Linked DNA regions of Homo sapiens: region 1 is linked to region 2. A link is a loop called in an ENCODE intact Hi-C map of the cell type or tissue named here. Cell type or tissue: gastrocnemius medialis. All regions are shown on one strand. Links, peaks and the distances in the headings refer to the core of each region. The heading gives the core; the rest is flanking DNA. Region 1 overlaps SLC25A33 (solute carrier family 25 member 33). Region 2 has its middle 44 kb from the start of SLC25A33.

Region 1 (5,374 bases), core at 279-5,278, 78 kb after region 2:
GATCTCAAACTCCTGACCTCAAGTGATCCACCCTCCTCGGCCTCCCAGAGTGCTGGGATTACAGGCATGAGCCACTGCGCCCAGCCCCATCAGATGATTTTCTAAAATTAGAGTTTCTTTCTTCAGATTCCCCACAGGGTCCCACACACCCTGTGTACAATTGGCACTCCTGTCCCCAACTATGGGTTATGCAATGAGGGTGTAGGGCTTGCAGTAGAGTTTCTAGTAGGGTCAGTGACAGCTCATAGGGCATCTGTTCTCTTTTGAGGGAACCATTCCACTTCCTACTGAAAAGCCATAGCGGGACTTCTTCCCCGGGATGTACTTGCAAAACATGAACGTGTAGATTTCTGAGAGAAGGGAAGGCTTTTTTGTTTGTTTGTTTTTGAGACAGAGTCACTCTGTCGCCCAGGCTGGAGTGCAATGGCGCAATCTCGGCTCACTGCAACCTCCGCCTCCTGGGCTCAAGGGATTCTCCTGTCTCAGCCTCCCGAGTAGTTGGGACTATAGGCACGTGTCACCACACCCAGCCAATTTTTTGTATTTTTAGTAGAGGCAGGGTTTCACCGTGTTAGCCAGGATAGTCTCGATCTGCCTGCCTCGGCCTCCCAAAGTGTTGGGATTACAGGCGTGAGCCACCCCACCCGGCCGAGAAGGCTCTTTTGTATAGAGTTCTATGTTCATTTAAACAGAAGGGTTTTTTTTTTTTAATTGGTATTGTTTTGTTTTGATACAGGGTCTGGCTGTGTCACCTAGGCTGGAGTGCAGTGGCATGATCTCAGCTCCCTGCAACCCCCACCTCCTGGGCTCAAGCCATCCCTCCTGCCTCAGCCTCCTGAGTAGCTGGAACTATAGCTGCATGCCACCATGCCCAGCTAATTTTTTTGTATTTTTTGTAGAAATGGAGTTTAACCATGTTGCCCAAGCTCGTCTCGAACTACTGAACTCAAGTAATTCACCTGCCTTAGCCTCCTAGAGTGCTGGGATCGCAGGCATAAGCCACCACGCCGAGCCTAGAAAGATATTTTAGAGAACTTAAATTGGCATTTTACGAAAAATTTGCATCTCCTACCAGTCTGTAAGATGTACACACCAGTTTTGTCTGCCGTTGTTACTCCAAATACAAGTATGACCAACCTGTCTGAATATTTATAGCTAATTATTTCTAGACCCTGAATAGAAAATCTTAAAGTTGCTTTATACAAGGAAGCCATTTCTATGTGATACAGAGCTCTGAGGAGGAAAGGCAGAGTTCCAAAACAGGTAGCCCTTTACTTAAAGATAGGCCAGTAGTGAGTTAGCATAAGCTAACAACTATTAATCTGTTTTGTAACTTTTGCAAAGTTAACTTAGAACCCTTGATAAATAAAGCAGACCTCAAGGAAGTTCTTAAAACCAGTGTCAGCCGGGCTTGGTGGCTCACGCCTGTAATCCCAGCACTTTGGGAGGCCGAGGCGAGCGGATCACGAGGTCAGGAGATCGAGACCATCCTGGCTAACACGGTGAAACCCTGTCTCTACTAAAAATACAAAAAAAAAAAAATTAGCCAGGCGCGGTGGCGGGCACCTGTAGTCCCAGCTGCTCGGGAGGCTGAGTCAGGTGAATGGCGTCAACCCGGGAGGCGGAGCTTGCAGTGAGCCGAGATCGCGCCACTGCACTCCAGCCTGCGACAGAGCAAGACTCCCATCTCAAAAAAAAAGAAAAAACCAGTGTCTTCCTAGTATCAAATTAATCTGCTTCCACAGCACTATAGAGGGTGTGAGGTATTACAGAAGAGATACTGTATGTCAGACTGATACCATGGTGTTGCTTTTTTTGGTTGTCCTAGAATGATTCACAGTGTTAGGTGAGGGAGGTTTGGCTGGGTGTGTTGGCTCATGCTTGTAATCCCAGCATTGTGGGAGGCTGAGGCTGGAGGATCCCTTGAGCCCAGGAATTGAGACTAGCCTGAGCAACAAGGGAGACCCGTCTCTACAAAAAAAAAAAAAAAAATTTTTTTAAAGAGATGGAGAAGGCATACTCACCAAATGGTTATCATATAACCAAATAAGCAGATCAGTCTTAAAAGTTAAATTATTTCTGGATCTGAGGCTTATAAATTGAGGTTTAGGACAGTTACAATTTTCAGTAGGAATCACATTAACACAGATATCAACACCACCACCTACAGGTTGAAAAGACTAGAAGGGATTCTAGAAAATTAAGAGAAATTTATTTTAGATCCAGCAATACCAATAGATGTTACACTTAATGGGGAAACTGAAGCTTCTATCTGCAGGATAGAAATATAACTGCTTCCTACTGTCTTTTTATTAGGCCATTGAAATCCCTATTTCAAAGTTTATTATATGATAATAGACATCTTTAATAAGTATGGACTATGTACAGTGTTGACCTTTACTGTTTTTTTTTTTTCCAGCTTTTATCACAAATTCCTTAATGAATCCTATATGGATGGTTAAAACCCGAATGCAGCTAGAACAGAAGTAAGTTATTATTTGTTCCTTCCTTAATGAAAGGATTTTTGGGATTTTTTTTTCTTGCCCCAATTCCTCCACATCTCTAAGGATGAGATATAGAGATGTACCCCCCTCCTCGTTTCCTTAATCTAAGTGCACGCAGGATTCCTTTTGTGTTGAGGTTTGTGCTATAAGCATCATGGGAAGATGAGGGCGACAGAGATGACAAACAGGGGAAGGAGGGGATATCTCTGGTTGTGTCCCCTGATCCGCAGTCCCACCTGTTGTCTCAGAGAGTCAGTGACTGTCTCTCCTTTGCAGACCCCACCCCAGTTGAAGTGCTGTGGGTTCTCCTCCGGATGGTCTCCCTTTCAAAAGGGAAGACAGTACAGGCACAACACTGAGTGTCCTCAGACCTCAGAGGGCTAATTTTAGTCTCCAAAGGCCCTCAGCTGTAATAGGTTTCTACCCTCAAGCTCCAGCCAGGGGTTTGTAACATTTTGTGGGGCTCTGTGGATTCCTTTGGTAGTCTGGTGACACCTGCAGGCCCTTTTTAGAATAATGTTGTTTTTTGAGTTTTTTTGTTTTTTTGTTGTTGTTGTTGTTGTTTTGTTTTTTTGTTTTGAGATAGGGTCTTACTTGTTGCCGAAGCTGAAGTGCAGTGGTCCAATCTTGGCTCACTGCAATCTATGCCTCCTAAGTAGAATAATGTATTTTGTTTCCTTTTCTTTTCTTTTTTTTTTTTTTTTGTTCTTTTGAGGCAGGGCCTCATCTATCACCCAGCCTCGACCTCCCAGGCTCAAGCAATCCTCCTGCCTCAGCCTCACCTCCTCAGTAGTTTGAGACCACAGGTGCATGCCACCACACCCAGCTAATTTTGTTTTTCTTGTAGAGATGGATCTTGCCATGTTGCCCAGGCTGGTCTCAACTCCTGGGCTCAAGCAGTCCTCCTGCCTTGGCTTCCCAAAGTGCTGGTATTACAGGCGTGAACCACCACACCAGGCCTTAATAAGGTTTTTAAAAATACACTTGTCAGTGATACAGTAGTATGCCTCTTTAACACATTAAATTAATAAGATATGGCAGTAGTCCAGTAACTACTATAATTTCTAAGAAATGATAAACAGTGTCCTGTGATGTTTTCAACAAATGTAATGTGACATGAAAATATTTCTGTGTGTGTCAAATCACAGTTACTACTGCTGCTACTACTGTGGCCTGTGTATTTACATTCGTAATGAATACAATTAACCCAAGCTAATGGAACCCGGTGTAAAGAGTGTTTTAGACTTAATAAAGCTAAGCTTCATCTAAGTTGTAAAAAACCCTAGCTGAAATAAAATAAACTATGAAGGTGGCTTTAATACTTCTGAAGACACAATAGCTAAGACCCAAATTGGGATTAGATACCCCACTATGCTTAGCCCTAAACTCCAATAGTTAACAACTTCAACTATTGGATTTCGGTTAGGGATTAGGGTTAAAGATGCATTTTCTCCCCAGTCCAAGTGAAGGAACTACCAGCATTCTATTAAGAACCCCTGTAGGCCGGGTGCGGTGGCTCACACCTGTAATCCCAGCACTTTGAGAGGCTGAGGCGGGCAGATCACGAGGTCAGGAGATCGAGACCAACCTGGCTAACACGGTGAAACCCTGTCTCTACTAAAAATACAAAAAATAAGCCGGGCGTGATGGTGGGCGCCTGTAGTCCCAGCTACTTGGGAGACTGAGGCAGGAGAATGGCGTTAACCCGGGAGGTGGAGCTTGCAGTGCGCCAAGATCGTGCCACTGCACTCCAGCCTGGGTGACAGAGCGAGACTCTGGCTCAAAAAAAAAAAAAAAAAAAAAAATAAGAACCCCTGTATTACTGTGTTGCCTGGAAATGTATGCACTGGAAACTTCCAGCCAGTCCACTCTGATTTTCAGCTGCCTCTAAAGAAAGGAGGCAGAGCTGGGCGTAGTGGCTCATGCCTGTAATCCCAGCACTTTGGGAGGCCGAGGCGGGTGGGTCACAAACTCAGGAGTTCGAGACCAGCCTGGCCAACATGGTGAAACCCCGTCTCTACTAAAAATACAAAAATTAGCCAGGCGTGGTGGTGGGCGCCTGTAATCCTAGCTACTTAGTAGAGTGAGGCAGGAGAATCACTTGAACCCGGGAGGTGGAGGTTGCAGTGAGCCGAGATCACACCACTGCACTTCAGCATGGGTGATAGAGTAAGACTCTGTCTGGAAAAAAAAACGAAAGCAAAACGAAAGGAGGCAGGGAGTACCCCAGGAAGGGTAGGTAGGGGCCCCAGTTCATTTTTCTTCCTAATGACCATGATAACCTCTGCATGAGTCACTTGACTCCAAGTTCGCCCAATCAATCTATTCTGCCCAAAAGAGCCTTCTAACATGCATCAGGTATAATCATTTGAACAGACCACTTGTTCAGACTCTTTTGATGAATCTGTTCCTCTCAGGGTAAATTCCTAATTCAGCAGTCCTGTAGTTTTCCAAAAATGTCATGTGCTTTTATTGCTCTGTCTCCCCACATATGCTGTCCCTCACCAGAGATTCCCCCTTCCCCTTCCTGGTCATGCTGTCACCTGTTGTGGAAGCCTTTGGTAATTCCTCCTAATTCCAAGTGTCCCATAGTAAACTCATATCACTTCTGTTTAGCAAGGGATAAATGCGTCCATCAGCTGAGAGCCTGTATATGTATTCTTGTCATTCTGCCTAATGATGGTGCTCAAGAATACTTTAGAACTTTGGGTGAGCTCTGTTAATATTTGTCTCTCAGCAGTGAATATTTGTTGCTTGCACTAGTCACTAGGGAAACAGCAGGGAATTAAGACCTAGCTTCTAGGAACTTACAGCTTCACAGATAAGATAATTAAAGTTTGGTGGGATAAGGTTGCTGAGGGTGCCACTAG
Region 2 (5,374 bases), core at 80-5,079:
TGCAGGTCCAGACTAAAATCACAAACATATTTGGGAAGCCGAGGCGGGTGGATCACTTTAGGTCTGGAGTTCAAGACCAGCCTGGCCAACATAGTGAAATCCCATCTCTACTAAAAATACAAAATTTAGCCAGGCGTAGTGGCACGCACCTGTAATCCCAGCAACTCAGGAGGCTGAGGCAGGAGAATCGCTTGAACCTAGAAGGCGGAAGTTGCAGTGAGCTGAGATCACACCACTGCATTCCAGCCTGAGCGACAGAGCAAAACTCCATGTCAAAAAAAAAAAAAAATCACAAACACAGACACACAATTTCTTCCAGTTCTCAGTTCACTCCCATCATGGTTCCCAGGCTGCTCTTCCTGCTGTGGCTGTGGCCACCGCCCAGCTGCGGGTCAGCTCACCTTCACCTGTTGGCCAGTTGCCTCCAGAATCCAGTCACACTCAGTATGTCCTGGGATTCATGCCTTACTAACAAGGAAGACCTGGGGAGAAAGGAGGACTTCAGGGCTCCCTCAAAGGAGGACACAGGGGTGGCTATTAGCTGGCCTACGGCCAGGGGCCCATTTACATGAAAGATGTCATCAGCCATTGGAGAATAATACCAGAAAATAATACAAAAATATGTTATTGGGCAGGTGCGGCGGCTCACGCCTGTAATCCTAGCAGTTTGGGAGGCCGAGGTGGGCAGATCACTTGAGGTCAGGAGTTCAAGACCAGCCTGACCAACATGGTGAAATCCTGTCTGTACTAAAAATACAAAAATTAGCTGGAAATCACTTGAACCCGGGAGGCAGAGGTTGCAGTGAGCCAAGATCATGCCACTGCACAGAGCAAGACTCCATCAAAAAAAAAAAAAAGAAGTTATTAATAAATATCCTCGACCAGGTGAAGTGGCTCATGCCTGTAATCCCAACACTTTGGGAGGCCAAAGCAGGCACATCATGAGGTCAGCAGTTTGAGACCAGCCTGACCAACATGGTGAAACTCCATCTTTACTAAAAATACAAAAATTAGCCAGGTGTGGTGGTGGACGCCTTTAATGCCAGCTACTCAGAAGGCTGAGGCAGGAGAACCACTTGAACCTGGGAGGCGGAGGTTGCAGTGAGCCAAGATCGCACCACTGCATTCCAGCCTGGGCAACAGAGTGAGACGCCATCTTAATAAATAAATAAATACTTTATCCTCACAAATGGGTTTTTAAAAGTGAAATTCTAGAATTTTTCCCTAATGGCTCATCCATTATTTCACCTGTAGATTATTGCTTTCTCCTAATTTCTTCCTTCCTGAATTAAACTATAACCATCAACTTGAGAACTTAAAACACATACTTTGCTAATTTTTTGAAATTATTATTTGATAGCCAGGCGCGGTAGCTCACGCCTGTAATCCCAGCACTTTGGGAGGCCGACGCAGGCACATTGCCTGAGCTCAGGAGTTTGAGACCAGCCTGGGCAACATGGCAAAACCCCGTCTCTACTAAAAATACAAAAATTAGCCGGGTGTGGTGGCTCATGCCTGTAATCTCAAGTACTGGGGAGGCTGAGGCACCAGAATCGCTTGAATCCGGGAGGCAGAGGTTGCAATGAGCTGAGATCACGCCACTGCACGCCAGCTTGGGCAACAAAGTACGACTTTTTCTAAATAAAAATAAAAATTCTTATTTGGAGTTGCTGGGAGAGAAGGAGGCGGCCGGTAAACCCTGGCACCCTCTCCTTTTAGCATCACCTCTGCGTGTCTTAACACTCAGCCTCCCTCAAAAACCAGGTGGCAGAGCCCTTCCCTGGTCTTCTCGCTCATAGAGGGAGGGTCCTGGGAGGGGGCCTCTCTGCATTCCCCACCCTGGCAGCTCTGGTTTAGTGAGTGGATGGGCTACCCTGGGCTGCTGTGGGCATTCCGGGGGGAGGAGGTTTGCCTCTCTCCGCCGCTTGGGGTGTGTCCTGGGAGAGCCGGAGGGGCAGAGCGGGGAGGGGAGGGGCTTGGTCTTCGTCCTGGGTAAGGTTGGTAGTGGCTGGGTAAAGGGCTTTAGGCTACCATCTTCCAGAGGGGCCACCAAGGGTCCCCCAATCTGGTCCTGGGGATGGTGGCTCAGGACCCTCGAGAAAGCAGGCGGGGAGAAAACTCAGCGTGGCTACCATTGGGGACCTTGATTAGTAGGTCATACCGCAGTGCCCACCGCAAGGGTGGCCACTGCGGACGCGAGGGCAGCCCCGCCTCAAGTAGCGCCCCAGAGCGGCCACTCCTCGTGCGGCCACCAGGGGGCGCAGCAGCGCCGGCAGGAAGCGCGGGAAAGCGGCCGCGATGGCCTCGGAAGAGGATGCGCCCCGCGCCGCCCGCCCTGCGCCATGCACTGTTACCCCTCGGTCCTCACCCGCACTGCGGGTGCGGGGTGGCAACTACCCCAGCTGGATAGTGAGGGTGCCGGGACGCAAGCCCGGGGCAGGCTCTCAACTGCCCCCGCCCTTGCTTCTCAGTCGCCCTGCACACAGCCTCCCCCGAAACCAAAATCCCCCAGGAGAGTGTGGTACCTCCATTACAGTCGACACGTCATTGTCACTAAAGTCAGAGCTGACACCGGAGCTCACTCCTGGTAGTGTTCATTCTACGGGCTTTGACAAATGTGAAATGCATTATGGCGTGCATCTACTATTGTAGCGGCATAAGAATAGTTAGACTGCCCGAAAAATCCCGTGTTCTTTGCCTGTTCACCCCTCCCTACCACCCCCAACCCCTGGCCACCACTGAACTATTTACTGTCTCCACAGTGTCGTCTTTTGCAGAATGTCACATAGCTGGAATCATGCAGCATGTAGGCTCTTCAGACTGGCCTCTTTCACTAGTGATACGCACTCAAGCTTCCTTCTGTCTTTTCTTGACTTGCTAGCTCATTTCTTTTCAGCACTAAGTAATATTCCACTGTCTGAAGTTCCACCGTTTTGGGGATCTTTGTGTTTTTTGTTTGTTTGTGAAACAGAGTCTCACTCCGTCACCCCGGCTGGAGTTCAGTGGCACAATCATGGCTTACTGCAACCTTGAACTCCTGGGCTGAAGCAATCCTCCTGCCTCAGCCACCCAAGTAGCTGGGACCACAGGCACACACCATCATGCCTGGCTAATTTAAAAAAAAAAAAATTTATAGAGATGATGTCGGCCCAGGCGCAGTGGCTCATGCCTGTAATCCCAGAACTTTGGGATGCCAAGGCGGGTGAATCACTTGATGTCAGGAGTTCAAGACCAGCCTGACCAACATAGTGAAACCCTGTCTCTACTAAATACAAAAAATTAGCTGGGTGTGGTGGCGCATGCCTGTAATCCCAGCTACTCAGGAGGCTGAAGCAGGAGAATTGCTTGAACCTGGGAGGCGGAGGTTGCAGTGAGCCGAGATTGCACCATTGCCCTCCAGCCTAGGCAACAAGAGCAAAAAATCCATCTCAAAAAAAGAGAGAGAGAGAGAGAGAGATGATGTCTCATTATGTTGCCCAGGCTGATCGCAAACTCCTGAGCTCAAGCGATCCTCCTGCCTCGGCCTCCTGAAGTGCTAGGATTATAGGAGTGAGCCACCGTGCCCAGCCCCAGCATGATATTTGTGGAAGGGAAAGGTGATCAAGATGACTGTGAACTAAACTGTGACATAGGGCTGGAGAGCTGATATACCCATCAGCCCAGACCGCCAAGGGGCATTGCCGGCCTTACCAGCTGGATGCAAACTGCTTCTGCTGGGCCTTATGGACAGGTATAAAGAGAAAGGCATTGGTCAGATCAACAGCTGCATGCAGTAGCAGGGACCAGAGATGTGTGAATTTTGGAGTCGCCACTTGGTTAAGTTTACAATAATCCACTATCAGTTTCCAAAGTCCATCTGTCTTCTGCACAGGCCAAATCGGAGAGTTGAATGGGGATGTGGTGGGGGTCACCACCCCCGCCTCCTCCAAGTCCTTGATGGTGGTGCTAATCTCGGCAGCCCCACCCCAGGGATGCAATGTTGCTTTTGATGTACTATTTTCCCAGGCAGAGGCAACGCTAATGGTTTCCATTTGGCCTTTCCCACCATAACAGCCCTCACCGCACAAGGTAGGGAACCAGTGTGGGGATTCTGCCAGGTGCTAAGTATGTCAACTTCGAACCTGGAACCAGAAAATAACCCCAGGATGGGTTCAGGGATCCACGGGAGCCACCACAAGTTGGACCTAAGCTAAAACTCCACTGAGCACCTGACATCTGTAAGGTGTCCCTATGTTGCCCAGGCTGGTCTCAAACTCTTGCGCCCAATGATCCTTCTGCCTCGGCCTCCCAAAGTGCTGGAATTGCAGGTGTGACCCACCACACCCAGGGACCACAGATTATTTATCTGTTCACCTACTGGAGGACATCTTGGTTACTTCCAAGTTTGGGTAATTAGGAGTAAAGCTGCCATAAACATCCATGTGCAGCTTTTTGTGTGGATGTAAGTTTTCAATTCATCAGCTGGATCGTATAGTAAGAGTATGTTTAGTCTTGTAAGAAACTACCAAACTGTCTTCCAAGGTGGCTGTGCCATTTTGCATTTCCACCGGCAATGAATGAGGGTTCCTGTTGGTCCACATCCCCACTGGCATTTGTGTTGTCAGTGTTGTGGACTTTGGCTATTCTTTTTTTTTTTTTTTTTTTTTTTTTTGAGATGGAGTCTCACTCTGTCACCTAGGCTGGAGTTCAGTGGCACAATCTCAGCTCACTGCAAGCTCTGCCTCCCGAGTTCAAGCAATTCTCCTGCCTCAGACTCCCGAGTAGCTGGGATTACAGGTGTGTGCCACCATGCCTGGCTAATATTTGTATTTTTAGTAGAGACGGGGTTTCGCCATGTTGGCCAGGCTGTTCTGATCCACACGCCTCAGCCTCCCAAAGTGCTGGGATTACAGGCGTGAGCCACCGCGCCCAGCGACTTCGGCCATTCTAATAGGTATGCAGTACTTTCCTTTTTGTTTTACTTTGCAGTTCTCTAATGACAAATGATATCGAACATCTTCTCATATCCTATTTGCCCTCTGCATATCTTCTTTGGTGAGGTGTTGGTCAGGCATTTGCTCCATTTTAAAATCAGGTTGCTCATTTTCTTATTGTTGAGTTATTTGTATATTTTGGTTTTTTGTTTGTTTTTTGTTGTTGTTGTTGTTTTGAGACAGTCTTGCTCTGTTACCCGGGCTGGAGTGCAGTGGCACAATCTCAGCTCACTGCAACTTCTACCTCCCAGGTTCAAGCAATTCTTGAGTCTCAACTTCCCAAGAAGCTGGAATTACAGGCATGCGCCATCACGCCTAGCTAAATTTTGTATTTTTAGTAGAGACAGGGTTTCACCATGTTGGCCAGCCTGTTCTCAAACTCCTCGCCTCGAGTGATACGT

The links. Peaks named below come from ENCODE experiments on the same cell type or tissue, not always from the same donor. Only the 100,000 strongest peaks of a DNase experiment are listed, where the experiment ranks them.
Region 1: a loop joins it to region 2, with 9 times the contacts of the local background. A loop is called at or near these places in 104 of 110 quality-filtered maps.

The regions. Positions count from the first base shown.
Region 1 is chr1:9,570,927-9,576,300 of GRCh38, forward strand. It overlaps SLC25A33 (solute carrier family 25 member 33), which reads left to right. Exons shown (of 7, transcript NM_032315.3): 5 at 2,420-2,486. Among named protein-coding and RNA genes, the nearest start is that of TMEM201, 15 kb to the right of the region's middle. In gastrocnemius medialis, for the core only: CTCF peaks have their summits at 2,187 (motif pointing left) and 2,994 (motif pointing left); a DNase peak (open chromatin) is centred at 1,612; H3K27ac peaks cover 1,828 bases.
Region 2 is chr1:9,493,160-9,498,533 of GRCh38, forward strand. No RefSeq gene overlaps it. Among named protein-coding and RNA genes, the nearest start is that of SLC25A33, 44 kb to the right of the region's middle. In gastrocnemius medialis, for the core only: a CTCF peak has its summit at 2,250 (motif pointing right); a DNase peak (open chromatin) is centred at 4,864; H3K4me3 peaks cover 457 bases.